7 separate regions of the Mus musculus genome follow, and regions 1, 2, 3, 4, 6 and 7 are each linked to region 5. The links are chromatin loops, found by intact Hi-C in ENCODE. Cell type or tissue: left cerebral cortex. All regions are shown on one strand.

Region 1 (4,000 bases), 180 kb before region 5:
TCTAGCAAGTACTCTATCACTGACCGGCCCCAGACCAGATTTTAACCCCTTTACGTTAATTTTCTCAGATATTTGCTATAATATCCAAAAGCTAACCCTGATGATAAAAGCAGCTTGCAACTTCAAAGGGCAATGAAGGTTTCTGGTGTCATGTCTTCTTGACCGCCATAGGCAAATAATATCAAAGATAGCAAAGCGGGGAGAGCGGGTGGGCTTGGAGTACCAAACAAGAATCATTTTCTTTTTTTTATCAGTGGATGGGATGATTTTCAAAACATTATCACTATACCCGTGGCAGGGGCTTTTAAAATCTAAGAACACAAGCACAAGACTCTGCTGATGTCTCTGGGAAGTAATATCATAAATCTCACATTCATCTAAGAACATTGCCTCCCACCTTCTTGTTCTTATTTTCTCGGAGCATCTGTAGCAAATTTCAAGAGTAGGCATGAAGAATAAACTTCATTCATGCCCTTTAGAGCAATCATTTCAAACCTTCATGGGAGATGTATAGCTGCAACACAAAACAAACTTCGCCAAAGGGGCAAAGGTGACTTGCTACTGGTTTATTTTTCACTGGCATCAATGATAAGTTTAAACAAATCTACTGAACACATTCATAATGAGCACATTTGGCAAGGCAGCCAGCCTAGCTTAGAAGAATAATTAACTCCAGAAGAAATTAAGTTCATATGGATAAAGAAAGGATCATGGTCTGGGTAGTGGTGGCTCACACCTTTAATCCTAGCACTTGGGAGACAGAGACAGGTGAATATAAGTTTGAAGCCAGCCTGGTCTACAGAGTGAGTTCCAGGAGGGCAAGGCTTACTCAGAGAAATCCTGTCTGGAAAAAAACAAAACAAAACAAAACAATAATCCAAAAACTATCATTGTAAATAATGTCTGTTGAATTCTGATACATGGCATGCCCTCCTCTAGTTATATACACACATAATTGCATTTTATTACCAGGAAAGTTTACTGAGATAAGAACTTGCATCTCCCCATCACTTGCCAAAAATAGGAATCTCTTCACCTAGAAAGATTAGGTGTCTATTCCAAAGCAAGATAGATCGCAAGTACTGGTGTCTGAGCACTTCTGAGAAAGACCAGGGGCCACAGAGAACCTGATGTTCTACGGGTCAGAAGAAAATGAAAACTCTTTTTATTCTTCTTTCTCCTTTTCAGTGCTGGGGATTGTTTTAATGTATTCTATTGAAGTTAAAAGAAAACAGCTATGATTATTAAAATGTATTGTGGTAAAAGCATCACACGTGACGTACTATCTCAAACCTTTGGAAGAATCTGGTGAAGTAGTGTTAACTGCGCGCGCCTTGCTATGTAATAAACTAGGAACTCATTCAGGCTACAAAGCTGGAACTTTTTTTTTTTTTTTCATTCTTCTACTCCACTGAGCCTCTAGGAGCGTCGCTACTCACCCTTTCAGCCACTTTACAACCTTTATACAAATGGAAGATCACTGGTAAGATGGATCAGCAGGTAAGGCTGTTGTTGGTCAAGGACCCAAGTTCACTCTCTGGAACCAAGATGGTAGTAAGGAGAGTACCCACTGCCAAAAGTTATCCTCTGACCTCCATACAGGTGTCGTGGCATGTGCATGCATGCATAATTTTAAAAAATTAATATAATAGTATAGTATTTGCTGGACTTTGGGGGGGACTGGCTGATTTCACTTAGAATGATGTTCACAAGGGCCATCCATGTTATAGCATGATTATCCAAATTCTCGATATCCATCAACATCCAACATTATAAAAAAAGTTGATTTTTACTTCCTGTTTAAAACATACTAACATTTAAATCTCACTAAATTTTTTTTTATAAAACAGAAAGTTATGATTCTTACTAACCATCCCTCAGAACTCCTTCTAGTGGGACAAACATCCAAGTAGCTTGCTGTTTCCTGCAGCCTCCTACATTCAAAATGTATCAGCCCAAGTTATTCAACCATCGTCACCAGTGAGTAGTCCAACCGAACGAACACTTCCATAGTCCAACTTTTGTAACCATTTTATGGTTGTATGGAACTCTCAGTTCTGTGAGTTTCCAGAGTGGTCTCTTTAATTCCCCATGTTAGGTTCAAGTTAAGCAATTTTCTACCCACACAAATGGGTAGACTCACACGGTGACTCACTCATTCTCCCACTCAGCAGAGCTGCGCACCACTCTTAGGCCATCTGGCTAAGCTAGCACCTCTGCGACTAATAACCTAGGGCTCTCTGGGACCTAATAATTATAGCAGAAGAATACATATAACTCCTGCTAGCTAAATAATTACATCTGTGCCAGGGCTATGAGACAGAGGAGATACTGATTTAAATAACATGGGTAGAACACTTTAAAATGTAGTAATTGTCATTCATAGTCACATTTGTTTCTTACCAAGCATCTTATGTTCTAGATGCTATTTTTATTATAACCCTTTCACCATGTTCCCTTCTTTTGCCATGTATCCAGAAAAGGATTTTGATGACTCCAGAATTCAAGAGCAAATTCCCACAAAGAGTAGCAGTTGGCCCTCTAAGTGGTCGTATTCTGCATAAACAGGAATGATCCCCAGTGAGGAAAATCCTATTACTCTCCTTTCCCAACCTACCCTTGGCTGGACTTCAAAATTGTTTCTATTTCTTATTCAGGAGACTTTTTTCTTTTGGTTGTTTGAGTCTTGCTTAATGAGCCAGATTCTCCCAGAGAAAGGTTACCTTTCCTACTGGCCCGGAAACAACATTGACCATATTTGTTGTGCTGACAAAGCAGTTGGATGATGTGGTAATGAGGGCCTGCTGTGAAAACTCATCTCCCACAGAAAAGTATGGCCCCCTTCACCATCACATAGGCTAGTTCCCAGAGAGAGACAGTCCATAGTTTATTTCTATCTGGAAGCTGATATATAGCCAGTTGGCGTGCACATTCACATCTGTCTGAAGCAAGACATTAAGAGTGTTTATGAATCAAACATACTGTGGTAGTTTGAAATCACTAAAGTCAGGACCAGCTGTAAGAGGCCTGTTTCCGGCTTCGCTCAGATTTGCACCCCCCACCTGCCACTGCTTCCTTTCCTAGGTCAGGTGTCTTTGCAGGTGAGATTTGTGGTCTACCTGGGTTGGTTTGGGGGAATCTCCCAAACTGTGCTAATCTGAGGTTGGATTATTGGAACCATTTAATATTTCTCACTGGTGTTTTAGACTAGAAGACCCAGAGACTATTATTAGAGGGAACCTATGACCTTCAAGGAGTCCTCAAAAGTCCTTTCCTTTAAAAAGGAAATACTTGAGGGGGCTGGAGAGGTGGCACAGCAGTTACGAGCACTTGCTGTAAAATCGTGAGGACCAGAGTTGAGCTCTCAGCATCAATATAATAAGTTGGGCATTCCACAAACATCTGACAAACATTCCAGGCCTCCCACCAATGCCTGGGAGTCTAGCTCCAAGGGGTCTAGTGGGCTCTTCTGTCCTCTACACATTTGTGCATGTGTATACACACACACACACACACACACACACACACACATATATACACACACCACACCACACACACACACACATACACACACCACACACACACACACACACACACACACCACACACACACACCACACACCACACACACACACCACACACATCATCCTTTTTAGAGAAAATACTTGAGCAGACAGGGAAACAGGTTACAAAAAGACATGTTTCAGCAGAGGTAACAAGATTTCTATCATCCTTAATTTTCTTCAATTTCAACTTTTGATATTTAACATGGGCACATAATCATCAGACACAAATGTGTTTTTCTGGTCACACATCTAAGTTCTGGACAAATTATGTGTTATATGTAGTCTCTGGGAAGAGTCCTGTTGAATTGGATGCAGATAAGATGCACAAATAACCACCCCAAATCAAGGGGCTGGAGAGGTGGCTCAGCAGTTGGGAGCATTGTCTGCTCTTCAGAGGTCCTGAGTTCAAATCCCAGCAACCACATGGTGGGTCAC
Region 2 (4,000 bases), 230 kb after region 5:
CAAACCAGACCAATGACTCATTAATTGGCAAGTAAAGATGTATTGACAGAAGGGTATACAGTATGACACACTGTGACACACTATAACAAGGGCAAAGAGCAGATATGAGGGGCTGGAGAGATAAGCTGTACTGGTATATGTGATTTTAAAAAAGTGAAAACAGAGTACCAGAAAGTGTTGAGTCAGGAAGAGAAATGGAGTCCGTTCTATAAAAGGGCTGCTTTCCCTTCTTGTCACCCCATTCTACTCCTTGGCCATTGGTACTGGGGGGGTGGGGAGGAGAGGAAGAGAAAGACCTTTAAACTTGCTCTTGAGACAATTCTCCCAGCCAGTTGTAGGCCTTTCTGCCCCACTGATGTGCTTCTCAGTCTCGGTGATGTCATCTTGTCTGTGTGATGGGTCAATGGGTTCATCTAGGTAAATGGCATTTCCCTCTAACCTAAGACTTTGTTGAAAGGAATATTAGCCACCTTACCTATTACACTTAGAAAATGGGAGAAAGTAGTGAGTTAAATGGCTAAAAAAAATTGAATTAATATAAATGTTATAATTAGATTAAGTAATTTGAAATTTTAATAGTTCTGTTAGATGAGAATTTCTAAATGAATTAATATAATGACCAAATATTTAAAAATATTTGAAATTCTAAAAATATTCATTAAAAATAAGCCAGATTTTAGCTTGCTGAACAAAAATGATTATTATAAATGTCACTTGTAGTAGATGGCAGTTGAAGTCCAGGGATGTGGAACTAGACTGAGCCCATGTTATGTATTTAGGCAAATTTGTAGGTAAGACTTAAGTCTATGAAAGTCACTGACAGGGCTGGTGAGAGAGCTCAGTGAGTAAAGGACTTGCTGCCAAGCCTGATGACCTAAGTTTGATTCTTAGTGCTCACATGGTAGAGGGAAAGATGCAACTCTTTCTGGAGGTCCTGGGACCTCCACATTCGGGCACATCTCTGCACGCGCGAGTGTGCACATGCACACACTAAACACACACATGTAAAAACTTACAGTATATTTCAGCATATAGTAACAGAAAATTTACAGTGTTTACCTATCATTTGTGTATTTATGTGTAGTTTGCACGCATATAAAAAAGAACTCATATTTGTTAATCAGATACATTTCTTGACTCTTTGTTTTTTGCCTTTGTGAGATGAGCATGCACAATTCTACCCTTCCAACTCCATTGTAACCCTGCGAGATTTCACAGGAGTTGTTACAGAAGGAGCCTGCCCTTTCTATCAGGGAGAGTGGCATGGCTCTATGCCAGCTGTAATAGTATTCCTTAGGTGATGTTGCAGAGACTTCTGTAGTGTTAGACTGCGGTTTTCTGTTGACAGTCGGATCTCTGCACACCAGTGTAGTCAGTTGATTCACCATCCTGCAAGTGATATAGTACCCGAGGACTTTTATGGGTGCCCCTGGCTGTTGAGTGCTGAATTATAAATTGCTTTCTCAGAACACTAAGATTAAATTAGTACTTTATGGCACCACCTATTGGCTAAAAAGATAGTGTGTTACTTTTTTGTTTATTTTTTGAAGTTCCTAATTATTAAACCATTCTATCTTTTTAATCCTTTTGAACTTTATTTCATAGTTAATTCTGTTCAATTACAAAGTAGTGAGTCATGCAATGACTTACTCATTTACCATAGGATGATATTTCATTTCATTCACTTTATATGTATTTCCCAAACGCAAGTATGTGGGCATGTGCACACGGTCGCATGATTCGATAGTCCTAGGTAGCTGAGATTCTTAATATTGGCCTCTTTGCTCCTGACTTGTGTGCATATGTGTACATATGTATGTCAGGGTAAACATACAGACGTATAGATCTATATAGTGAATCCTATATGCATATTTGCAACTCTTTGTTAACTACTTGAGAGCAAGCTGCTTACTCTATTTTTACACCCCCAGCTATGATATCCAGTGTATAATAGCAAAATCAGGAACTCAACATTGGTGTACTAAGATTTCTGACATATAGAACCTATTAAATGTTTGACAGTGTTCTCAATGTCCTCTGTAATACAAGAAAACCAAGGCTTTGTCGCATGTGGTGGCCATATCCTTTCAGTTTCTCTTTTCTTTTCAGTTTTCTTTTATATAGTTCAAAATGTGAGACTGAAGAGGCTGGGGAGATGGTTCACTGGTTAAGAGCACTCACTGCTGTCCCAGGTTCACTTCCTGGTACACTCATGGCAGCTCACCACTGCTGTAATCCAATTCCAAAGGATCTAGTGCCCTCTTCTGGCCTCAGTGGGCACCAGGAATGCATGTGGTACATATACATACATGCAAGCAAAACATCACTCATGCACATTAACACTTTTTAAATATAACATTAAATTGTACTCTAAGATACTTTAAAGAATATGTGTAGAATTGATTAAAAAAAAAAACCTCTGAGTTTAAGTTATAATCTAATGGAAGTAGTGATTAGAGTTTAGCATTATTATATACAGTAGTTGTTATTTCTCTAACTTTCTCATGGTCACTAAGATCTGCTTGCTATTTGTAAGGTACACAAAATGTTGAAGAGCTGAACAGTCATGTATACTACTGTAGTATTGGAAATGTAGCTGTTCTTCACCCATCCTAACTTCGTGACTGATCCTTTAGTAACTAAAGAAAGATTAGGAAAAGAAAGTATTTCAGACTTGCTTCATGTGTTCAGATGGGGAAACCCACATGAGAAGTGCTGAGAAAGTAGGCAAGCATAACGTTTTTACAGCAGGTTAATGAGGAATGAACAGCCAGAGAAAACCATGGCAGAGTTCCCAATCTCATGGCAGTAAGCTGTGTGTGTGTGTGTGTGTGTGTGTGTGTGTGTGTGTGTGTGTGTGTTACAAAATTTCCTTTATCAAGTTCTGCTTGGAAGAACTTCCCCTTCAAAGACATGTAGGCTCTCCTCAGACATGAAGGAACATAATTTTTGACCCATTTCATGGAAGAAAGCCTAGGAAGATTAGAATGACCTTCTTGTACCTTATGTCTTTCAAAACAGTCCACTGAAATTCAATCTTTTGGGGTAGCATATTCTGAGGTCATTACTGTGCAACACACACACACACACACACACATACATACATACATACATGAAATAGCTCTCAGCCAGTAGATTCTTATGTACTTGGCATTATGAAAAAATAAAAATAGGTAATGATATTTATAAGAATGAACACATACCCAAAACCACTAAACTAAAAGACATAAACCAAAACTTTGACATAAACCTGTGTGTGTGATGAAAACGTTGCTCTCCTGAATCAGAATCAAGAGTGGAATTTTAAAATGGAAAATAACAATTAGTCAAAAGACAACGTTAAGGTATTCTTATGGTGTCATCCTCCGGTTAGTATAGATCCTCCAGCTCTCGTCTTTAGCCAGTAAATTTATTTTGGTTAAGACTGTGAAAGCAAATAATTCCAGATGCCTCTATTGTGTCTTCATTTGACATGCATTAATTTATGTGTTGGGCCTGTCCTGTTTTCTCTATAAGTTGTAGCCATTGGCTAATCACTTCCTTGGAATAAAAACATCAAAGCATTTCCCCAATTGAAAACTAGGAGATCTTTGCACCACTAGCAGTTACAATCAGCAGAGGCCGCTTGTGCTTCTCAGTCCCGCATGTTAGGAGAGCATAGCAGGTAGGGCTAGCCTCTTTCCAGATCCCAGGAAACATGATGGTGATTAACTTTAATGGTCAACTTTACTGGATTTAGAACAAACCAAAAGGCAAACTGCTTGTGCAAGCTGAGGGGAATTTTCTTAATCTGATTATTTGACTCAGTGAGACCTGCCCTAATTGGTGCTTCCCCTTCAGCAGCACAGATAAAAGAAGGTAGAAGGGAGCTTTGCTTTTGCCTACTTGTGTTCACTCTTACTGGGACATTCATCTACCAGGCTGTTGCTCTGACATATCAGAACTGCTATGTTATACAGTTCTGACCATATCTGAGTAGTGTCAGTATTAATGACATAAA
Region 3 (4,000 bases), 53 kb after region 5:
GGAACTCTCTCTGGACCTGAAGTAGAGCCTTGGTGTCCAGTATTGTGGTGCATGCTTACAATACCAATACTTAGGAGATAGTGGCAGCTTAGACGCTAGCTTGGGATACATGATGCTATGTCCTCCCAAACCAATATACCAAATACCAATACTTAGGAGATAGTGGCAGCTTAGACGCTAGCTTGCGATACATGATGCTATGTCCTCCCAAACCAAAACTCAGACCTGGCTAAAATGCATTGCTTATCCATGTGTGTTTCTAAAGAGTATCTTCAACTTGAATCCCATGTTATTTAAACTAGGGATACAACCATATGTATAAACATTATTAAACAAGAAGGAGCTGTCTTTATACTTTAATAACTGAGTGTGTTGTTTACTGTATGTTATTAAGAGTTCTGCTTTGTTAAAATACATATATTTCCATTATATATCATTTGTGAATTGATGTATTTGGAACTTTTAAGAGATAATTCTTCTCCTATTATTTATTTAATAACTCAGAGAACCCAGGCCTCTGTCAGAGCAGTCGGTGCCCTTAAGCACTGAGTCATCTCCCCAGCCCCGAGTCTGTTTATTTATTTTGTCTTCTAAGTAGCTAAGTTCTGTGACTTGAGTGCTGTGGCCTGGACTTGAGAAGTCAGACCAAAATATCATTTCCATGCAAAAATCCTCCTCTTGAGTATATTTCTGTCTAGAGGTACACAGACCAGGGCTTACTACGGTAATGATGAAATTGGGTGAGCCTGAAGGAAATATAAAAACCCTGCTTAATGATCCAGTTCGGTTTTTATACAGATTAACTGTCATTAAGAGAGGAATGGCCTGCCGGTCTGGGTTCCTCGTTCTCTGAATAGATAGCTCTGGCACTATAAACCGGGAATATCTCTGAATGTACAACACTGTAGTTGTTGTAAGCCCCGAGGCCCCATCCCGGAATGACAGATGCTTGCATGTCATTCAGTTTTATGTGTGCTAAACTAATCTCAGTGCAGTATGGGAGTGTGTTAGTGTGTGTATGTTCATATGTTAAGAGGTTTTAGCATCCCGAGTAATGAGACATGGACAGTTAAAACCCCAGGCGCTGCTCAGGGATGTGTTGAGTGGCAACAGCCTCTGTCTGAACTCTCCTGATCCCAGGCCCTTCTCCAACTGGATTCACCTTTTCTTTCTGCAAAGCTTGCCTGTGATCTCTTCTCTGTGGTACCCGAATCCTTGACAGTTCTCCAAGTCTCTGCCTTGGAGCAACCTTGGCCTGAGTCCTTTTCACAGTGGAGATTTTGCTTCCTTTTCCGGGGAACTGATCCCAGAAAAAGAAGCCCAGCTTTAAACACCAACACGTGTGTTATACCATGATAAGGAAAGAAAAGAAAAAACAGAATCCCATGTGACTTCTTAGGATGAGACCCTGTCCATCCCTCTCTGCAGTCTTTGAACTAGCCGTCCTAGTAGATTTCCTTGGGAATCCCACAAGTCTTATGTAGAGAGGAGGAGCGGCTAGCACGCTTTAGGGGCCTGGCATTTTGCTGGTGAGAGTGACTAGGGATGCCTCCGGTGGAAAGACAGTTGTTTGTAAATCCACTGTGTATTTTCTCAGCTGTGCTAGAAATCCTCGTGAGTGAGGACCAGATTATTAGCTTTGGCATCAAGGTTTCAAACCACACAGCCTTGATGCCACAGCCCTGACTCCTTGCTGACCTGGCATCCTGGAGAAGCGCCGGTCCTCTTGGACCTATCCCAGGCTGCAGCTGGGAACTGGGCGCCTAGTGCCATCTGCCTGGGCAAGTACGGAAATGCCAAATGGCCTGGCAGTTTTCAGTGTGGCCTTTGGATCCTCGCTGAGCCATATGGTGCTAAAATGTCAAACTGTTCCTGAGTGTGGGCCACCGTTGAAGAGGCTGGAGAGAGAAGGCACACTTCAGTTGCAAGGTCTGCTGAAGCTGTTTGTTGTCTGGCTGCTGGCTCATCACGGTTACTTTAACCGTCTTTTGTTGAGTAGGGCTTAGCTGATAGTGGTCTACCTACCTCTTTTGTGAGAACCGCAAGCATGCTTGCACGTACACAGTATGTATCAGTGACAGGGCCTCTACGAAGTCTCTGGAAGGAGTGTGTAACACCCTTAGGCTGTGGTCATGGAAAGGCCTGGGAGCCAAATCTCGTGTTCCTTTCTGTTTCAGCTCCTTTGCGTTACATTCTGGCAATTGTTCTTGCCGATGGGTTGACAAAGCACACTGAGAAGTTTACAGTCTCTGTGTGAAGAGAAAACATAACAGGGACTTACAGATGATCCCAATCAAAACATCCACAAGTGTTAAGTGAGTGAGTCTGGAGGGAATGCTTGACTCCGAAGGGGGAGGAGGCGGGAGTGACATGGTTCAGATGAGGTTAGCCCTGGCAGGCTTCCTAGAGGACAGGGCTGGGTGTGGGTTTGGCCCATGTCACTCTTCTTAGGTCTTCTGGGGACTTCACATAAATACACACTTCTCCTGGCCTGGGGCCTCTAGCTGGTTATAAGGGTTAGAAGGGCAAAGGGAAAAATGTGTGAGTTCAAAGAGGTGTCTTTAGAGCTGGAGGAGGGGGGCAGCAGGAGAGTGCCTCTGACTTTAGTCAGATGCCCTTCAGAATGCTTCAGTTTGAATCTTTCAAAGATCACTCGTGTGGATGGATGGCAAAGTGCTATAGCTTGAGAGACTAGGACTCTAATGAATCATCATTGATTTTTTTCTCTCTCTAGTTTAAATAACTTCATCCGTTGTGGTTGATAAACAAAGAATTGCTTCAGTTTTCCTGACACCATACTTGAGCAATATATGCAAGCTCAGCTAGAGGTATTCTAACCAGCTTCGCCTCATGTCAGTGTGGTGACATTTGGGGACTGGTGGCCCTAGAGCCAAATAAACCAGCTTTTTGCTATTTCCAGTACTGTGGAAGTTGCATCTGTACCTAGGAGTTAACCCAAACTTTGCAATTCTGTGGAGAATTATGTTGAGTATTCTAAAGAGAGATTTTTATCCACTTCCACCCCCCCCCTTTTAAACTTTAACCAATTTTGAAGTTGCCAAAATGTTGAAAAAAATAAACAGTCTTTTTATCGTAAACTTAGGCCATTTCCCCCAATGTTTGCACTTGGTTTCTTCACAGTAACTTTATTCTAGTCATTCTCTTTTTTGCATTGTTTTGTTTTTTGTTTTTTGTTTTTCGAGACAGGGTTTCTTTGTATAGCCCTGGCTGTCCTGGAACTCACTTTGTAGACCAGGCTGGCCTCAAACTCAGAAATCCACCTGCCTCTTCTTCCCGAGTACTGGGATTAAAGGCGTGCGCCACCACACCCGGCTTAGTTATCCCCTTTTTATGTACACATATTAAAAAGCATTACATGTATCCACAGGAAGGTCCATGTATGTGCATTCTCTGCTGACCTCTGGGTGATGCAGCTTACAAGCAGTAGTACACCATACTATTCTGATCTAGCGAAGTGCTGTGGAATAGTGAAAATAGATATCACATGCATGAATGCTGAGGAAACAAAGCATGTTGCAGAAATGCATGCAGAGCAATGTTGGGTGTTGAATTTTCATGTGATGTAGTGGTGCAAATATGTCTATAAGCATTTTAGGTTTACGCTAAATTCAGGATTCTGGTTCCTTTCATAGTCATAAAGGATGTTGGGAAGTTTTCTATAATACTTACAACATTTCAGCTTTAAAACACAGTGACAAGCTCCCTGGAGTATGGTTTATTATCTTAAATACATTTTTAATGTCTAAAATGTTTAGTTTTAAAATAATAAATAATATGAATACTCAGTTTCTGTAAAGCCATTCATTAGAAATGCATTAGTGATTAGCTTTTCTCAGAAAGGTGCACACCTTCCTTGATTGAAAGGCAGAAGGGAGAGGTTTGCATAATTGGCCTTTACTAAAAGCATTGGCTCTGAACTTGGGGCCAATGTAACTAAAAGTCAGATGAAATCCTGCCGCCCCTGCTTGACCTTTGTCTC
Region 4 (4,000 bases), 220 kb before region 5:
GACCCTAGAGATTCACTTAAATCAGATTTATTCTCCCTGTCATCCAAACTTCAATAGAAAAAGTGGTTTCTAAGTAAAATTTTTGCTAACTTCCTTTCGGACTCAACTATTTAGGAAGTAAAACACACGTGGCTCAAGTAGAAAATTACAGAAAAGCATTCTCATCCAGTCCCACTTGCTAGAGGTAGCTTTTATGGTAACAATATCAAAGCTTGCAGTTTCAACAACCAAATCAATTACTTTCCTTTTATAGATGCTTCAAGTGTTTACATTACATATGCTAAAATGCAGTGTTTAAACTCGTATCTTTTCTATGAAAAAGAATTTAAAAGACAGCACTGATGCAGTCTGAGGGCAGGTCAATACACCTTGAGGCAAAATGTGTCTGTCCTAAGAAAAGAACAATACTTGTCAGGAAACTACAGAAAGGAAGGGTGTCTGTGAGGTGGAGACCTCTGTTAACATCTGTTTCCAAATTGTCAGTGTTTCTCCATTGTTTTCATCTTTTTAAAATGAAAACTTTAATAAGACTAGTAAGACTTTATGAAAGAACTCCGGTATTTATTCAGGAGGGAAAGCTTAAACAGAAGTAGCAGGAGCCTTGATTCAACCACAACTAGGTTACATGAACAGTATTTCATAACTTCACAATGAATTTCACCACGCATTCAGGAGAAAGGGAAAAAATATCTAAAGATACATTTCTATTTGTAATAGTCCATACCCAGCCAGTTATCACCTAACACATGATCAAGAGCTTTCAGCTCTCCAGACCCTGGAGGAAAACTTTTGCATTGCCAGTCTCCAATATTTAACATGAAAACTGGTCATTTACTTTTCTAATATCATTCGAATGATCAAAGAGTAGTAGCTAGGTCAACAAATACCTAATGGCTATTATCTTGGTGTGGAACGACTGGGGGCATTCCAATATTCAACTCCATAATCTTAACAATTACTTAGTGAGATGACTACCCATTTCAATACTACTCGACTTATGTCTTGTGTGCAGTCTTGTAGAAGGGACCTTCGGCTGCAATCATTTTTTTTTCTTCTCAACCATATGTTAAGAGAATCGTACATTCAGTTCAGCAATTAACCATCCAGAAAAAGCTTTGTCTTAGCATGGAAGGAAAAAAAAAAAAAACTTATCCCTAACTTTCCAGCCAATTGCAACCTCGGCTTCTCACCACCTCTTATCACTGCATGGAACCTATAGAATGCAGCACAAAGGAGAACGCGGTCGCTAGGCTGGCAGCACAAGGGCTGCGGGGGCTCCCGGTTTCTGCAGGTACCGGGTTAGGAGTGGAAGCCACGCTAAGGGTGGGGCGGTGGCCATGGCTTCCGACGCCTCTACCCCGCCTTAGAGGACCTGCGAGACGCGCAGGAAAACAGCGGGATGGAAGCCACTCGTGCCTCTGCGTCACCCTGGCCCCATCACGCAAAGCTCAGGCCTCGTGACGCAAAAGCCGGTCCAAGCCCGCTGGACGTTTGACACTCCCGAGAACTCCATGTTGGAGGGAGCGCCACAGGCAGCGCAACAGCGGCAAGCCACCGGCGCTCCGCCCCATCTCTAGCTCGATAAAGAACCGGACAGCAGGCAGCGACGTCTAGGAAGAACGCCAAGTCCTGGTCACCCTTATTCTGACTCTCCCTCCGGCCCAAGGTCCCAGTTCTCCCCGCCCCCAGGGCCGGAGCTCCAGCACTGCTCCCGCGTGCCAGCTCAAGAAGCGCGAGTCCCAGGGCATGATGGGAACTGCAGTTCAGCCGTACCACGCGCTATGCAGACTTGGGCGTCCGAAGCGAAGACCGAACTACAAGTCCCACCGCGCCCCAGGCCGGGGTCTCCCGTTCGGCCGGCCAGCCGGCTCCCGGGCGTGGGGACACCCCTCACCTGCCGTGGCCGCCGACGTCGCTGCCCCGGAGCCGCCGCCACCCCCGCCACCGCGGTGGGGAGCGTTCCGCTTCTTGTTCTTCGGCATCGTGGGCCGCCCGGTGCCGCCTACACTTGGAGCTCAGCGAGGATCAGCCGATGGAGCTGCACTGTCTACTCGTGCGTCTGTGCGGCGGGCGGCTGAGAGGCGAGTCTCGGGCTAACAAGAGAGGCGAGGAGCGGCGCGGGTGAGAAGCGGCAGCAGCAGCAGCAGAAATCCCCGTGAAGAGCTGCGAGCGGAAACGATACATGTTTCTCTCTAGCGCGGGAGCGAAGGCGGGGTGGCCAGACCACGACGCCTTAAGTAGCCAGACGGCGGCTTGTCGTCACCATGCGTGGGCGGGCCTCCATCGCTCGCTGGCCAATCGCTGCAGATCTCCCCACCGCGGCGTCCACTGGGGCGGTGCCTGCATTCGGACTCCCATTCCCAGAGCCTCAGTCTGCCCTCGGTGCCTGGGCTGCTATGCCTTAGGGCCGCGTGGAGCTTTGGGAGATGTAGTTAGCGAGAGGGCGCGGCCTTCTCCGGGCTCCTCCCAGTCCGATTGCGTCGTGACCTCGTCCCAACGAGGCGTCCGCCCTGGAATTCACCCGGGTAGTCACCGCGATGAGCCATGCGGCAGTTATGCAGCTTGATGAACGTCAGCTTGTAAGATCACGTGTAACAACCTTTCCCCTGCTAATATGAGGCCCCTGTCCAAGCACAACCATACCCTCCTGTGGGTTTAGGGACGTGGGCTCCCCACCCTCCAAAAAAAGTATGCTTTCAGCTACTTCAACTTGTATTGTTCGTGGACCTCATATTCTAGACTAATATCTCAAATAACGAGACTGATGATTCAGTCTCAGATTTTCTTACAAAGATGTGACCTTGATTCCACCTGCCAGTTTGGAGGTCAGTTTGGGATAAGAGTTTATGAGAAGTTCGCAGCTGGCAAAACATACATGAGTTATATCAACAGTCGCAAAGGGGTTTATTTTCTCAAGGTGCTCCCGTTGATCTGTTTTCCGTGTCGCAACACCCAGTCCTGTTTTCAGGAGCTGCTAGTAGGTTCCTATACTGTCCATATGACAGAACAAACTCACTGACTCGTGCAAGTGACTCACTCTGCACTCCACCTCTCACCTCGGCTTCATTCTATTTCAAGTGATGATAGTAAGTCTTTCTCCGTCTTAATGTCCCTCTTGTACCTTAAGCCAACTTAAATTTTTCTCTCCTTTTCTTTACTGCCATATTCTTAATAGTTAATATATTATCTTCCCCCATATTCTGTAATTTATTCACCGTAATTTATTCAGTTTGTTCATAGTGCCCCCCCCCCAGCAATTGATTTTAAAATGAAACTCAGGGCTGTATCTTGATCTCTAGCCATACATAGCTTCAGTTCATACCAGGTCACCCATTTCAATGTTTCATGCCCAGGAAGGCTGATTATTTACTCAAGTGTCTTGTTTGACTAATCCACCTATGTTTATAGTTGTTCCAGAACCTCACAGACTGCCAGTCCTCCTAACCTAGCCTCTCTCACTGCTTTCTAGATATCTTGTTCTTCTCCTGAACTCAACTGGTCTTCGTTTCCAGTACAGGGCTCTTTTTGTTACTTTGACTTCATTGTTCATGAATGCCCTAACCCACCCCCCATCTTCATCTTAAGAATTATCTCTGTCTATCAAGACCAGCTCAAACACTATCACCTTCACGAAGCTTCGTCCTCACAAGTCTTTGACTTGGTAACGCTCTGCTGCCACTCTCTGTTCCTACAGATCGATCACAGATGGACTGTTCACAAAGATTCGATTGGAAGAGCAACGTTCAAGGTTTGCTTTACTCTGTGTTCTCTTGAAGAACAAGTAAACTGCACAGAGCATGGCTACCAAACTGGGACGCAGACATGGACACAGGCCCCCACTGAGTCCCTTGTGTCTGGACAGGCACACCTGAAATCTGACATGAAGTGAGGGTTCTCAGTAGGTGAGGCAAAGAGCTATACATGTTGACACACCTTATAACCACAAGCTTAATTCTCAAGATAAGTTGATATACAGAACAGTAACTTGCTACTCTGTGAA
Region 5 (4,000 bases):
AAAAACAAAAACCATAAACAACGCCCCCCCCCCCCGCCAAATTATTAAAGCTTCCAACTTTATATCTTAAAATGTGGAATTTTGGTGATCTGGAAAAACATAAGTACGGGATATATGGCAAACCCATTGATAGGAATCTCACTCATGGAAAGTGGGAAGAAATTGCACTTTTATTTCCCTGCTACTGAGATAAAAAGCTGTGAAGGTTAAATGGAAAAAACATCAACAAGGACTGAGAACCCAAATTAACCCCCAAAATTAACACTTAAACAAAATGGGTGGGGAGTGGAGCGCGACCAAAAGAAAAGGTAGTCTATGATGAAAGTTTGACTTTTGGTCTCTACAGTGGAACTGAAGAAAGCAGCAAAGTCAGGTTGATACAAAGTAGCTGTGATGAATTTTAAAACCCTATTTTAAATATTCTGTGAGGGCTGGAGTGAATTTAATTCTCTTTTCTCTTTCTCTTAGAATGTAACATCTCCCAGGCTACAGGGCCAAATGATACCTGAGACACACACATCCTTTCCTTTTGAAGAGGACTACAACCTGCAACCAGCAAATAAGTATTAGAGAGCCGTGACGTGACTAGTCTCCAACTTGGAAACCGGTCCCAAACTACATAAAACACCTTCCCAGAGCCAAATTCAGCAAACCGGGGAGAGCGAGGGCTACAAGTCAGGAAATAGCGGCTAATCACAGCTTTACAGTCACACGTGTGCAACCCAGACCTGACCCACACCCACTTGGCGGCAAGTGCAAAGCACAGAATTCCAAACCGGAAGACAGCAAAGGAGCTTTCTCAGAGGCCGGGAAGGCAGCTCTTCACATTTTCTGCTCCCACCCCAAAACAGCTTCAGCCTGGCAACCTCCGTCTGCCCAACCCATATCTCTGGGTCCCGCCCGCGGCTTTTTCCCTGGCACCAAGGTGGTCTCCCAGCCGACCAGCTTCAAAGGTTTGAGCGGCTGCCAGCTGCACCTCGGGCACAGAAGAAGGAAGACAGATCACCCGCGCCTAAGGGACAGCACACTCACCTTCATGATCTGTGTGTCCGATTCCGCCGCGGACCCCGCGGACCCCAGCCTCCCGGGGGTCCACAGGAAGCCCCTGGACCTCACTAGCAGCCATTACCTGGCACAGTAGAAAGGGGCGGGCCGTAGGCGGGGCGGAGCGGTGATACACCAATAAAAACGCGCCTGGGGTCGCATGCCGCCTCACTGAGGGAGTTCCTACACGCCTATGCTGTGCCGTCACATTTTGGACCAATCGATTGTGGCGAGCCTAACTAGGTGCCCCGCCCCCAACCGCTGTAGTCCCGCCTCCTTCCGGAGCCGGGAGCGTAAGAACTACAACTTCCAGCATGCCGCGAGGCAGTGGGTAGGCAGCGCTGGACGGGCGCTGACGGGCGGGGGTGCGCCCGCGAGTGCCCCGGCGTGTTCGCTTAGTTCAGTGAATCAGAACAATGACTGCGCCGCCGGGTCCCCGGGAGCGCGTCGCAGGGCTGTGAGCAGCCGCGGCCGGCAGAGCGGCGGGCGGCTCCGCCTCGGCGGTGTAGTGTCAGTGCCGGCTCCGGAGCCCCGGGAGCAGACCCTGCCCAGCGCCGCAGCCCGCGCGATCCGCTGTGCTCCAGCGACACAGCTGCTCTTCGGGAGCGGTGCATTGTTGTGAGCCACTGGAGGGGCGCGGGGATTGCACAGCCCGGAGCCCCTCAACGCCCTTCATAGCCATGTGGATACCTACGGAGCACGAGAAATACGGCGTGGGTGAGTGCTCGCGGGCGAACTTTTACCACGCTCTGGTCCTTGCCCCCACGCAGCTCGCTCCGCTCCAGGCTGCAAATGCCAGGTCTTGGCATTGCACAGCGGGTCCCGGGCTTGGCCGCACCGGCCTCCGGCTGAGGGGCGAGCACTGGGGGGCTCGCTCCTCACCGTGCACTCGGCGCTCCTCGAACCCGATCCCAGAACGTCCGGACTGCCGCTCCGGTCTCTGCTGGCTGGCGGAGTTTGGAGCGGCCGCGGGGCGTGTTGCGTGTCAAGTTGGAAGGGGAAGCCAACAGGGTTTCTCTCCCTTCTACCCCTGCTGGCCCACAGCGGCAGAGAGCTGGCAGTGGGCTGCTAAGATTTCCCGGGGTGATGAGGGAGACCAGGAACCGGCTGCTAGAATACTCCCAAACAGTAGGGAGGCGCGAAGTCCCTGCGGCTGGGGTCGGCATTCCCAGAGTGCAGAGTGTAGCCCCTGTGACAGACGGAGTCGGGACGTAGCCTCCTTCCTCCCTCGCCTCCCGGGTGTTTGGGGTGTGTGTTGCGAGCAGGGGGGTTGGTAAATTTCAACATCTGTGCTCCTGCGCTCTTTGGTCCTTGGAGGGGAACCGAGATTTTGGCAGGGTTTTTACTTCTGGCCACCTTCTCTACCAGGGAATGAGCGCAGTGGGGGTCATAGAGGCCGGCTGGAAAGTGACGAGGGAGAGGAGGGTCAGAAAGCCTGGCTCTTAGAGGCTGGCAGGCAGCTTTAGGAGAGGACTACCCTGGCACTGATTTGAGAGAAAAAGGAACAGGATAGCATTCACTGTTCTGTGCAAAGGTGAACAACAAAGACCATTAATGTTGACTGATGAATACAGGAGGCTCCCTTCCCTTCCCTCCTCCCTTGTCGGTAGGATTACAGTTCCCGTTTTTGTTGTTTGATTTCAGCTGGGTACCCCCCTCCCCCTTTGACAGTCACTCCTTTTAGGGTTGAGACTATTAAGAAGCCAGGCTCACTGACAAGCCCGAATTGGCCAAATGCAATTATAACCTCCCAGAAGGTCTAACAGAAAGAAAGCATTATAGATTTTACTGACAATCTTCATTTCCTATAATGCCCCGTTCTGCCGATTGGCGTTCTTGTTTTTATTGTGGACGGACCTAGTAATTTATATGATACAGAGACGTATTTATGCTCTGACTTCATTCTCCTGTAATTAAAAAAAAATCTGTAAAACCTTTCAGGGGAACCCTAATCACTGCAGATTTTACCTCCCCTACTTTGCCTAGGGATCGGACTTTATCTACTGAAGGGACTCTCTGATTCAACAGTCATGTTTTCCATGAGCTTCCTTTCTGGGCTGTGACTGGTTAGCAAGACAATAGTTTGTCGTGTGCCCACCTTTGCGAAAGGTTTCCAGCTTCTCTTGCCAAAGGGCTCTCCCAGAGTGGTGTAGATAGAGGTTGTTTTCCTCTCTGTTCCCTCCTCTTTTTTTTGGGGGGGGGGGGGATCAGATAACCCTTGCAAGGGAAAAGGCATTTCCTTGTCTGAGGGCTGAGGAACCAGAGGGCACCAGTCTTGACACCTGGTGCAGGAATCTCAGATCCACCCCGGCAACACTGTCCACCTTAGAGTCAATCCCAGTGGTTGTGTTCTTGCAAGTGTTAAATGATACAGGTTATGGATGACATTTATTTTTCCAGATTTCCTTCCGTGCCAGGTCACAGCTGGGTGCTGATATCGATTAGTTTTTCTCTCGCCTTTCTTTACAAGCTGTGGGCAGAGGCTTAAAAACCACTCTGGGATTTCCTGGAATGGCAACCGGATATGATCAGTCAAGTGTTTTGAGCTTGCAGCCAACACCAAGGCTTGGGATGCTGAGCCCGGTAGGGAGGTGAGAGGGTGTGCCTGTTTGGGAAAGGGAGGTGGGAGGTGAGATGAGAGGTGAGAGCACAAAGCGAGCTTCTGCCCCCCCCCATCCCCAAATTGTTGCTGAGGTTCTCATTTCTGCAGTATCACATACTCAAGAATGTTAATCATTGTTTATTACTAAGTTTTGAGCATTTGGCTTGCGGAATGCTTGGTTGTTTTTGAGAACCCATCTGTTAGGCGGGTGTGTGATGAAAATTTTGCTAGGATACTTACCCGTGGACTTTCATTTCTCACCATGGTGAGCAGTATTCGGAGCTGCTTAGATTGAAAAGTCTTTAAAAAAAATTCAGATCTGAGTTATGGTTTCCTATTATTACAGAGAATATA
Region 6 (4,000 bases), 67 kb before region 5:
GGAGTCCCGGAGCCAAGAAGGCTCCCGCCGGCGCCTGTGCCACAAACCTCTCAGGCCAGGCAGACCCCCGTGCTCTCACCAGGAAGGTGGCCAGCTGTCTGGAGCTGAAGATGGCGCCGCCCAGAAGCTCTGCGACTCTCTCGCCCGTCCCAGAAACAGCTGGCACTCTGTATTCCACACGGTCACCCGTGCAGCCTGCCCTCCGCGGAGTCCCGGAGCCAAGAAGGCTCCCGCCGGCGCCTGTGCCACAAACCTCTCAGGCCAGGCAGACCCCCGTGCTCTCACCAGGAAGGTGGCCGGCTGTCTGGAGCTGAAGATGGCCGTAATGTTTCTTTATATGGCCCAAGAGTAAATGAATTATTTCATAGCCAAGAGAAGCTGAGTAAAATAAGACATTAATATTCCTGTCATCATTACTTGGAAAGAAAAGAATTGGAAGACAGCTCAAGAAGTTCTTAAATGAACAAGATTTAAATATTTAAAATACATCTTGAAAAAAAGTGTATGTTGCAAAGCTCCCACAATACTCCATCAGCCACCCTGACCATTTTTCTCTAATTTAAAAGTAGAGAATAACCAACGAGGAGAAGCACCATAAAAACATGCAAGAAATTAGTTTAGCAGTTGGTGGTGTACATCATTCAGACTTCCTTGCTTTATCCTATGACCAGGTAACACCACAGTCTGGTCAAAAATAACCATACCCAGTGGCTACAGGCCCATATAGACAGAGAAGGCATGTTACATATAGTCTGCGTTAGTGTCATCAAACCTGGGAACTGCTGGGTTACTACCCCACCCCCCTCCAGGAATGCTGGTTATTCTAACCTCAAACAAACTGTCTTTCTAAAGATCTAGATAATATGGTATCTTGAGTGAAATTTTCTTAAAAGTTGAATCTTATAAATAAGTGATAATTAGGTTTTTAAACTAGTATAAAGCTGCACTGATAACTAAATGTAGTCAAAATACAAATCAATTTTGGCTCTCCTATATCAGACAGGTAGCACATCACAGGCAGTGTTACTCGCAGTTGACAGGCCAGGGACCAGTGCTTCCATTAACCTGCCTATTATTAACCTGTCCCAAGGCTAAGAGGTTCCCTGGCTGGCATTTCTGTCCCGCCTTATTTCCATGGTCTATCTACTGTTAATAATACAGCCTGCTGCTTTGAAACACCCATGGCAAGAATAAGGTTCCTTGGTGGCAACGATGTGGGTGGCCTGACATTATAATGCTGAGGTGACGCTCCACAGTAACTACCCAAGCCAGCAACTGTGTGCAGGCTCCTCAGTAAAAAATGTACTCCATGTTTTAATTAATCATAATTAACATGCTCATTGACAAAAGATTGTAATTTTAAAAAATCTCAGGAAAAAAATCCCCAGACACGACTTCCATATCTTCATAGAGATGACCGTCTGTGCAGGTTATACTGCCCTCCAGTCAGCAAGGAATTATTTCATAGGCAAAACCAAAATTTACCTTCGGAAATCTGCAACGAGCTTCACATCAGCTATGACAATCTTATGCTCGATAATCATGTGCTTCAAAAGTTTGTCTTGTTCAGCCATGGGAAAATGTTCTTCACAGAAAATACAAGGCACAGATGGAGACCCTTCTAAAGCGGTGGTGCCACCTGGACTCTCTGGCAGGGAAAGCGGCTCCAGGATACAGTCTTTACTGTCTGTGAGAGGCATAAAAGAGGAAGAAAGAAAAGCTGAAACCAACTCTTAATCTTTCCATGGACGGTTTCTTACCTTTTGCACTGAAAGGAGCCTGGAGACATTTTACAGACTTCAAAAAACAATAAACAAAAAAAGTACATAGCACCAGGAGAACCTTGCTGTCATTTAAAACACAGCCACAGCCATACTGCGACAGAACTTGGAGCCCCGCTCTTTGCTTGAGTGGGGAAAGGCCACTTGTGGAAGTAGCTGTTGAAGTGTTCTTCTTGGGTCTTGGCCAGTGGCTGCGATTCTGAGTACTAGCAAGTGGAAACAGCAACAGCTGGGTTAGGGGCCTAAGTGACCACGTGACTTCGTAAGCCACCATTCAGCTCATGCCAGCCTCTTTCTAACACATCTGAAAACCTCCTTATTTCTAATCACAAGCCATGTAAAGAACGCACTTCGTATCCTGGTGTGAACCAGCAAGTGCTGAGTGGCAGGGGTAGCAATCTCTGTGTTCTGCCAGTGGCTCAGTACACAATCGTGTGTTACATGTATCACCTTTTGTGAGCCACGTGATAGACAGTAGACACACAGTAACCCTTTCCTCTCCCGTTCTATTCCTTTTCCTTATATCGCTTACAGTATCTGCAAGTGCTTTAGGGTCTCCATGTCTCTGATTTCAGGGCTTCAAACTAAGGCAGTTGTGTCAGGACCTCTCTCTAGTATGCCGAGGCAGAACCCTAGACTTGCCATCTTATTTCAGTGCTTGACTGGGTAGTAGCTGCTGAAGGAAACTGGGGTCAGCTATTGCATTTGCAGAAGGAAAGGGACCTTTCTTCAGAAAGAGGAAGCTGCAGGGCTTGGTGGTGCAGGCCCGTCAGAGCTAGCTGGGAGGCTGAGGTAGGAGGAGCTCAAGTTCAAACGTTGCTGCGGCTACAAAGCAAGTTCAAGGTTAGCCTGGGCAACTTACTGAGAGCCTGCCTCAAAATAAAAAGTAAATAGAGGGCTGGAGATACAGCTTAGTGATAGAGAGCTGGCTTAGCATACATGAGGCATTACTGCCAACCCCCAGAATTAGAAAAAGATGAATTTTGGAATTAGGTTAATGCCAATATTTTATTAGATTTTTAAATTTTTACTCTTACCTTATCACTCAAGCCACTCTTAACTGAGTAATATTAAAGCAGTACACAGCTGAGCATGGGCCAAGAATCAGACAAGTACATAGGTAGAAGCACTCACTCACTCAACAAACACCAACTGAGTATATATCTATAAGTGTAGATCTTCTGTTCAGGATTGCATGGTATGAGCCTTGTCAGCAAGGCTAAAGTGCTTACAGTTTGTTAAAAGGTACAAATAAGTTAACAGGATAAAGAGATAAGGGACCAAGAGAATGTGACAGCAGACATTCAGGAAAAGCTAGAAGAAAGATGGCTCACACAATGGCTGGAGAAGGAAGTGTCCCATAGGAGAAGGTTTTTAGCATTCCACTCTCACATACTCTAGTCATAGTAAAGTCTGTTAAATCAGACTGTTCATATGCTCCTAACATTCTATATTAGTACAGAATTCTGTATTAGGAAGGTATTGAGTAAACCTGACACTAAGTTTGAAAATACTATTAATGAAATTGCTATTAGCAGTCCTCTGACTGCTAAGGACAACCATGGCAGCATATCCAGTGGGTAGTGGTTAATACAGACACTGGCCATGTATACCACCCCACCTCAAGGCTCAGGGAACATTATGAGGGAGGGGCCAAAAAAGGACTTAAAAGCTGGAGGATGAGGAGGAGTGCTGAGACATGCTGCCTTCTGGGCAGGACGTGGCTGAAACCAGGGCAGCTGTGGATACCTACCAAAGATTAAGCCAGTCAGTGCCCCAGTATGAAGGAGGGGAGGGTGCTCATAAGGCCCCACTCTTAGCTAAGGAGCTGTTGGTAGCTGCTGAGGGGACGATAAGTCAGTTTTCCTTTGGGGTACAGCCTCTGTTAGGTTGTGCCTGCTCTGGGGGATGGTCTCACACTTACTAGGGCAGCACAGATGGACTTAGTAGGTTATAAAAAAAAGAAGAGGAAGACATGAAGTTGAGAGCCCTGTTGGGAGTGGTTCTGAGGGGAGAGGAAGAGAAGAGTTAGGGGTGAATATGATCAAAATATATTGTATACATGTACGGAATTGTCAACGGGTAAAAGATTCTTAATGAAGAAAACAGCTGTCAGGAGGGGGGATGGGGTAGGGGGTTCCAAAGGAGAGACCTGGAAAGGGGATAACAGTTGAAATGTAAATAAAGAAAATATCCAATATATATATAAAGAAAACAGC
Region 7 (4,000 bases), 370 kb after region 5:
TCTGCCTTTTAGATAAGTAGAAAGACTGGCAGATGGACCTCAAAGTATCCAAAGAGCATCAGTAAATATTTAGATCATGTGGAACACTTACATGATGGCTGTAGTATGTTGGTTAGCACTGACTGATCATTAACTTGACAGGATCTGGACCCACTTGGGAGACAAGGCTCCAGGCATTCCTGTGAAAGATCTTGTCAAATGGATTGTGAAAGAGCTTGTCGAGTAGATTACCCTCAGGAATAAAAAGACCCAGAAACGCCCTTAGCAAGAGCATTCCTCTCTCTCTCTCTCTCTCTCTCTCTCTCTCTCTCTCTCTCTCTCTCTCTCATTCCTGCCTGTGCACTGACATGTCATCTGCTGCTGGCCCCTCATTTCCCCACTCTAAGGGACTATGCCCTAGAACTGTGAGCCTGAGAAAACTCTCCTGCCCTGAGGGTTTGTGAAGTAGCCTTGCTCAGGGTACTTTATCACACCACCAGGAAAAGGAACTCAACAAGTTGACATTGATTTTATTGATTGAAATGACCATGTACTTGAGTGCAACATGGATATTGTATAAAAACTGTATTGCACTTAAAAAAATAAGTGCACACAGCATTGCAGGTAGGCCTATCTGATGATGGAAGAAAGATAATGGCAAATGCAGATGATTTGCTAAATTTAAAAGATTACATCCAGTTCTGGTCAGTTGTCAGCACCCCTTGAAGAGCACAGGGGTCTGGCTCTCAGTGGAGTGGTGTTCCTTCTAGGGCAGTGAGCAACATAGGGGACCAGAAACTCCTTCAACAGGGCAAAGTGTGGCTTTGATGTAGATGACTCTCTTCTTCTCTTGATCCAAAGTTCTACAGAATGAAAAACTACATTTCCTTCCATATCATGTCAAGACTTGGCTAATCCATTGTGACTTGAAGGTATGGTGTTTGGAGAACATAACAGTTTTAGGGACTCAAAAAGCTTCTGGTTTCTTTAAACTGTAAAAAGAAAACAAAATAATCTTTAGGTTGAATGAAATATGTAATAGTATTTGATAAATTATAAGTCATATATTTGTAAATATCAACATTGATATGTTTATCTCTATACCAAACTGGTCATCTGATACACCTTTTTATATTTTTATGGAGGAAGAGGCTGATGACACTAAATGTGCCGAAGCAGTCATGTAGCCCTGACAAAAATGTGATTTAGTTACAAGCATTCAGTGAAACACCCTAGATCCCTATCTACTCCATGTAATTACTGTAACTGGAAGGGTATATAGGGCTAGAAAGATGGCTCCACTTAACAGAACTTGCTGGTCTTCCAGAAGGACCCTAATTGGGTTGCCACCATGTGAAGCAAGTCACAACTGCCCTTAACACTGGTTCCAACACCCTGTCCTGGCCTCTCTGGGCACCAATATAACATGTGGCCTACACTCACAGATACATATAACATTTCTTAAAAATCAATCTTGAAAGATAATATATTTTTAAAAATCAGAAGTAGTTTGGAAGCACAAATTATAAAGGAACTTTAGCAAACATCAAAACTACATTGACCAAATAGGCCAAAGTTTGTTTAATGAACAATTATAATAAATTGATGTGTCTATCATTGGTCTTTTGGAAAATAGCCTTTTTCTATGTAATTGGCATTTACTTCAAGATGGAGGAGAAGGATTGCCCTCTATTGGATTGTAAGGAACACTGCAGGCTTCAGAATCCCAAGAAGTTCTTCCTTGTCTTTTTTTTTTTTTTAATTCCAAATTAAAAATAAATATCAAGATTTAAAATGTCCATATGTCCATTTGTTGTTTGATTAATGCAGGATGCATTTAAAAATTCTAGTACATTGAAACAGTTGTATAATCTAAGTAGTTATTTTTCCCCATAAATGGAAAGTGTTAACCCTCATGACTAGGCAGGTCTACATCTAGGTCATTAAAAAGAACTCTGAAAGCACTTATATGAAGGTTTGTATCTAAATTTTCTTGGCAGCACTGTTTATATCATCCAAAAAGTAGGAAAAAAAAAAAAACTCAAGGATCATCAGGTGATGGATGGACAGGCCAAATGAAATTTATCTACACAATGGATTACAACCCAGCAACTAAAACAAAAGAAGTATACATCTCTGCCACAAGCTAAAGAACTCATTGAAGCCAGGTCCCCAAGATGTAGCCTTTGGCCCTTCTGTCCTTCCGAAGGCTAGAATAGAGATGGCCATCTGCCTGCCCTCTCAGTGGAAGTAGAAAGCTGATCTCAGAGCCTGTTAGGAAAAGATGCAGTCATGTGGATTTTTAGTTATTGCATATCTTTGTTCTCTTTGAAATTGGACATTTATGTGTACGAGTGTGACGTATATCTTATAACAGTCATCTTTAACATGTGTCAATCAACATTTTAAGATACTGCTTGGGCCTTGTCCTTAATACTCACCATCAGTCCCCGTGCAACTCAACCTGAGATTCAGATGCTATTGGGTCTGGTGAAAATCAGTAACAAGTGAGGCCTTTGCCCTTTGCCCTTTGCCCTTTGCCCTTTGCCCTTTGCCCAGCATGTTTATTCACAGGCATATTTTCAGATAGTTATGGTTTCTTTTATCGTTGCTGCAGTGTCATGACATGGAACAGATGGTCAGTTATTACCACAGTCTTGGGTTTTTTCCTTCTTTGTTATATAATCCTAATTTCTGTTTTGATTGCACCCCCAGAATAAGGAGTTTGTATGTCGAGGGCATGACTATGAAAGACTGGAGGCCTTCCAACAGCGAATGCTGAACGAGTTCCCCCATGCCATCGCCATGCAGCATGCCAACCAGCCCGACGAGACCATCTTCCAGGCAGAGGCTCAGTGTATCCATTCCTGATGGGCCTCGGTTGGGTGGTACCTGTTGTTAGCTGCAGGACATTGTCCTGTGAACTGTTGCGGCCACTGCTCCCTTTTCAGTGCCCCCCCCCCCCCACCCCTCAGACTTGCTAGTCCTCTCCCTCCTGGTGTTAGCTTATTCTAATTGTTATCACAGAGTCAGTGGGAAAGAAATGCCATAAACATCTGGTAAGGAATTTTCTCCCTTTTGTTGGATACTCCTGCAATTTACACTTCTGAAGCTCACTCTTATTGGATTTCCCATAGAACAATAGAATAATTTTCCTCTGACATCCAATGGAAACTGTTTCAGTTCAAGGAAGTGGTAGCATTGTGTTCAGGACAGCCCATCCTCCACCTCCTCTTCCCCTTCTACTTGCATTATATAGTGAGGGAAAGAAGAAAAAGAGGTGTCTCCAGTATCCTTGGGGTCCTGATATTCAGGACTCTGACTTAATAATAGCATATAATTCACATACACACACCCCCATGTAAACATATCTAAACACAAAGCAAACAATTTAAATGGAAGCATGTAGGCTTTAGACACAAAGGCAATTCACCCATCAGTTCTTCCTAAATCCACCAGAAATCAGTGGTTTTAAAGAAAAACAGGTAAACTCCCAGTGGCTTATGGATATACTTTCAAAGCAGAACCTAAATGCAAAAGAAATAAATTATTTAAGAAAAATATTTGCTCTGTTTCTCCGGAGAGGAAGTAACTATATAAACAAAATAGTATTTAAAGTGGGAAGTACAACTAACCACTTAGCTTATCTATACCTGGCCTTGGAAAATGGATGCCACACTTCAGAAGGCTGGGGTCGCAGCAACACTTGGCAGGTGCAAATCCCTGTCAGTTTTGGTTACTGCCTTTGGTCATAGTCTTATGAGGATTTCCATATCATTATAAATGAATTTTAGGAGCCATGAACAATAGACTGAAGATGAAAGTGTCTTGTGTACAAGAGGTAGGTTATCCTGACTCTGCAAACCCAAGCCCAGCTGTCCCTCCCCAACCCTACTAATGTAAGCTGTAACTTCACAGGTTACAGAAATGCCAAGCGTGTGTCCTGTACGAATCAAACTCTTAGGACTAGATCAAGGCCTGAAGTTGGAGGCGTGCTTAGAAGTGTGTTATTCATAGCTTC

The links. A loop is a pair of places that touch in the nucleus more often than their neighbours do. Peaks named below come from ENCODE experiments on the same cell type or tissue, not always from the same donor. Only the 100,000 strongest peaks of a DNase experiment are listed, where the experiment ranks them.
Region 1: a loop joins it to region 5, with 3 times the contacts of the local background. A loop is called at or near these places in 19 of 42 quality-filtered maps.
Region 2: a loop joins it to region 5, with 2.5 times the contacts of the local background. A loop is called at or near these places in 11 of 42 quality-filtered maps.
Region 3: it touches region 5 in a loop (2.5-fold over the local background); 10 of 42 quality-filtered maps call a loop at or near these places.
Region 4: a loop joins it to region 5, with 5 times the contacts of the local background. A loop is called at or near these places in 6 of 42 quality-filtered maps.
Region 6: it touches region 5 in a loop (2.1-fold over the local background); 4 of 42 quality-filtered maps call a loop at or near these places.
Region 7: a loop joins it to region 5, with 2.1 times the contacts of the local background. A loop is called at or near these places in 8 of 42 quality-filtered maps.

The regions. Positions count from the first base shown.
Region 1 is chr12:40,261,040-40,265,039 of GRCm38, forward strand. No RefSeq gene overlaps it. Among named protein-coding and RNA genes, the nearest start is that of Gm40403, 15 kb to the left of the region's middle. In left cerebral cortex, no CTCF peak of the experiment used is centred here; DNase peaks (open chromatin) are centred at 2,149 and 2,615.
Region 2 is chr12:40,678,509-40,682,508 of GRCm38, forward strand. All of the region lies in intron 12 of Dock4 (dedicator of cytokinesis 4), which reads left to right. Among named protein-coding and RNA genes, the nearest start is that of Dock4, 230 kb to the left of the region's middle. In left cerebral cortex, CTCF peaks have their summits at 1,474 (motif pointing left) and 2,265 (motif pointing left); a DNase peak (open chromatin) is centred at 2,247.
Region 3 is chr12:40,497,375-40,501,374 of GRCm38, forward strand. The region is part of intron 1 of Dock4 (dedicator of cytokinesis 4); the gene reads left to right. Among named protein-coding and RNA genes, the nearest start is that of Dock4, 53 kb to the left of the region's middle. In left cerebral cortex, a CTCF peak has its summit at 1,790; DNase peaks (open chromatin) are centred at 1,788 and 2,356.
Region 4 is chr12:40,220,975-40,224,974 of GRCm38, forward strand. Ifrd1 (interferon-related developmental regulator 1) reads right to left here and starts at 2,215. Exons shown (of 12, transcript NM_013562.2): 1 at 1,895-2,215. The coding sequence starts at 1,982. Mir1938 (microRNA 1938) reads right to left here and starts at 1,837; the gene lies at 1,738-1,837. It overlaps Gm7008 (predicted gene 7008), which reads left to right and starts at 2,390. Exons shown (of 3, transcript NR_045157.1): 1 at 2,390-2,579; 2 at 3,695-3,748. In left cerebral cortex, CTCF peaks have their summits at 748 and 1,742; DNase peaks (open chromatin) are centred at 1,761, 2,349 and 2,959; H3K4me3 peaks cover 3,094 bases; H3K27ac peaks cover 2,718 bases.
Region 5 is chr12:40,444,634-40,448,633 of GRCm38, forward strand. It overlaps Zfp277 (zinc finger protein 277), which reads right to left and starts at 1,157. Exons shown (of 12, transcript NM_178845.3): 1 at 1,033-1,157. The coding sequence starts at 1,126. It overlaps Dock4 (dedicator of cytokinesis 4), which reads left to right and starts at 1,420. Exons shown (of 53, transcript NM_172803.2): 1 at 1,420-1,761. The coding sequence starts at 1,725. It overlaps Gm40406 (a long non-coding RNA gene), which reads right to left and starts at 1,026. Exons shown (of 2, transcript XR_872699.3): 1 at 1-1,026. In left cerebral cortex, CTCF peaks have their summits at 1,441 and 2,078; DNase peaks (open chromatin) are centred at 838, 1,285, 1,995, 2,205 and 3 more places; H3K4me3 peaks cover 3,684 bases; H3K27ac peaks cover 2,674 bases.
Region 6 is chr12:40,377,188-40,381,187 of GRCm38, forward strand. Zfp277 (zinc finger protein 277) reads right to left here. Exons shown (of 12, transcript NM_178845.3): 2 at 1,486-1,687. Among named protein-coding and RNA genes, the nearest start is that of Gm40406, 66 kb to the right of the region's middle. In left cerebral cortex, no CTCF peak of the experiment used is centred here; DNase peaks (open chromatin) are centred at 1,635, 2,026 and 2,529; H3K4me3 peaks cover 51 bases; H3K27ac peaks cover 44 bases.
Region 7 is chr12:40,813,496-40,817,495 of GRCm38, forward strand. Dock4 (dedicator of cytokinesis 4) reads left to right here. Exons shown (of 53, transcript NM_172803.2): 40 at 2,695-2,836. Among named protein-coding and RNA genes, the nearest start is that of Immp2l, 210 kb to the right of the region's middle. In left cerebral cortex, a CTCF peak has its summit at 1,678 (motif pointing left); a DNase peak (open chromatin) is centred at 1,666.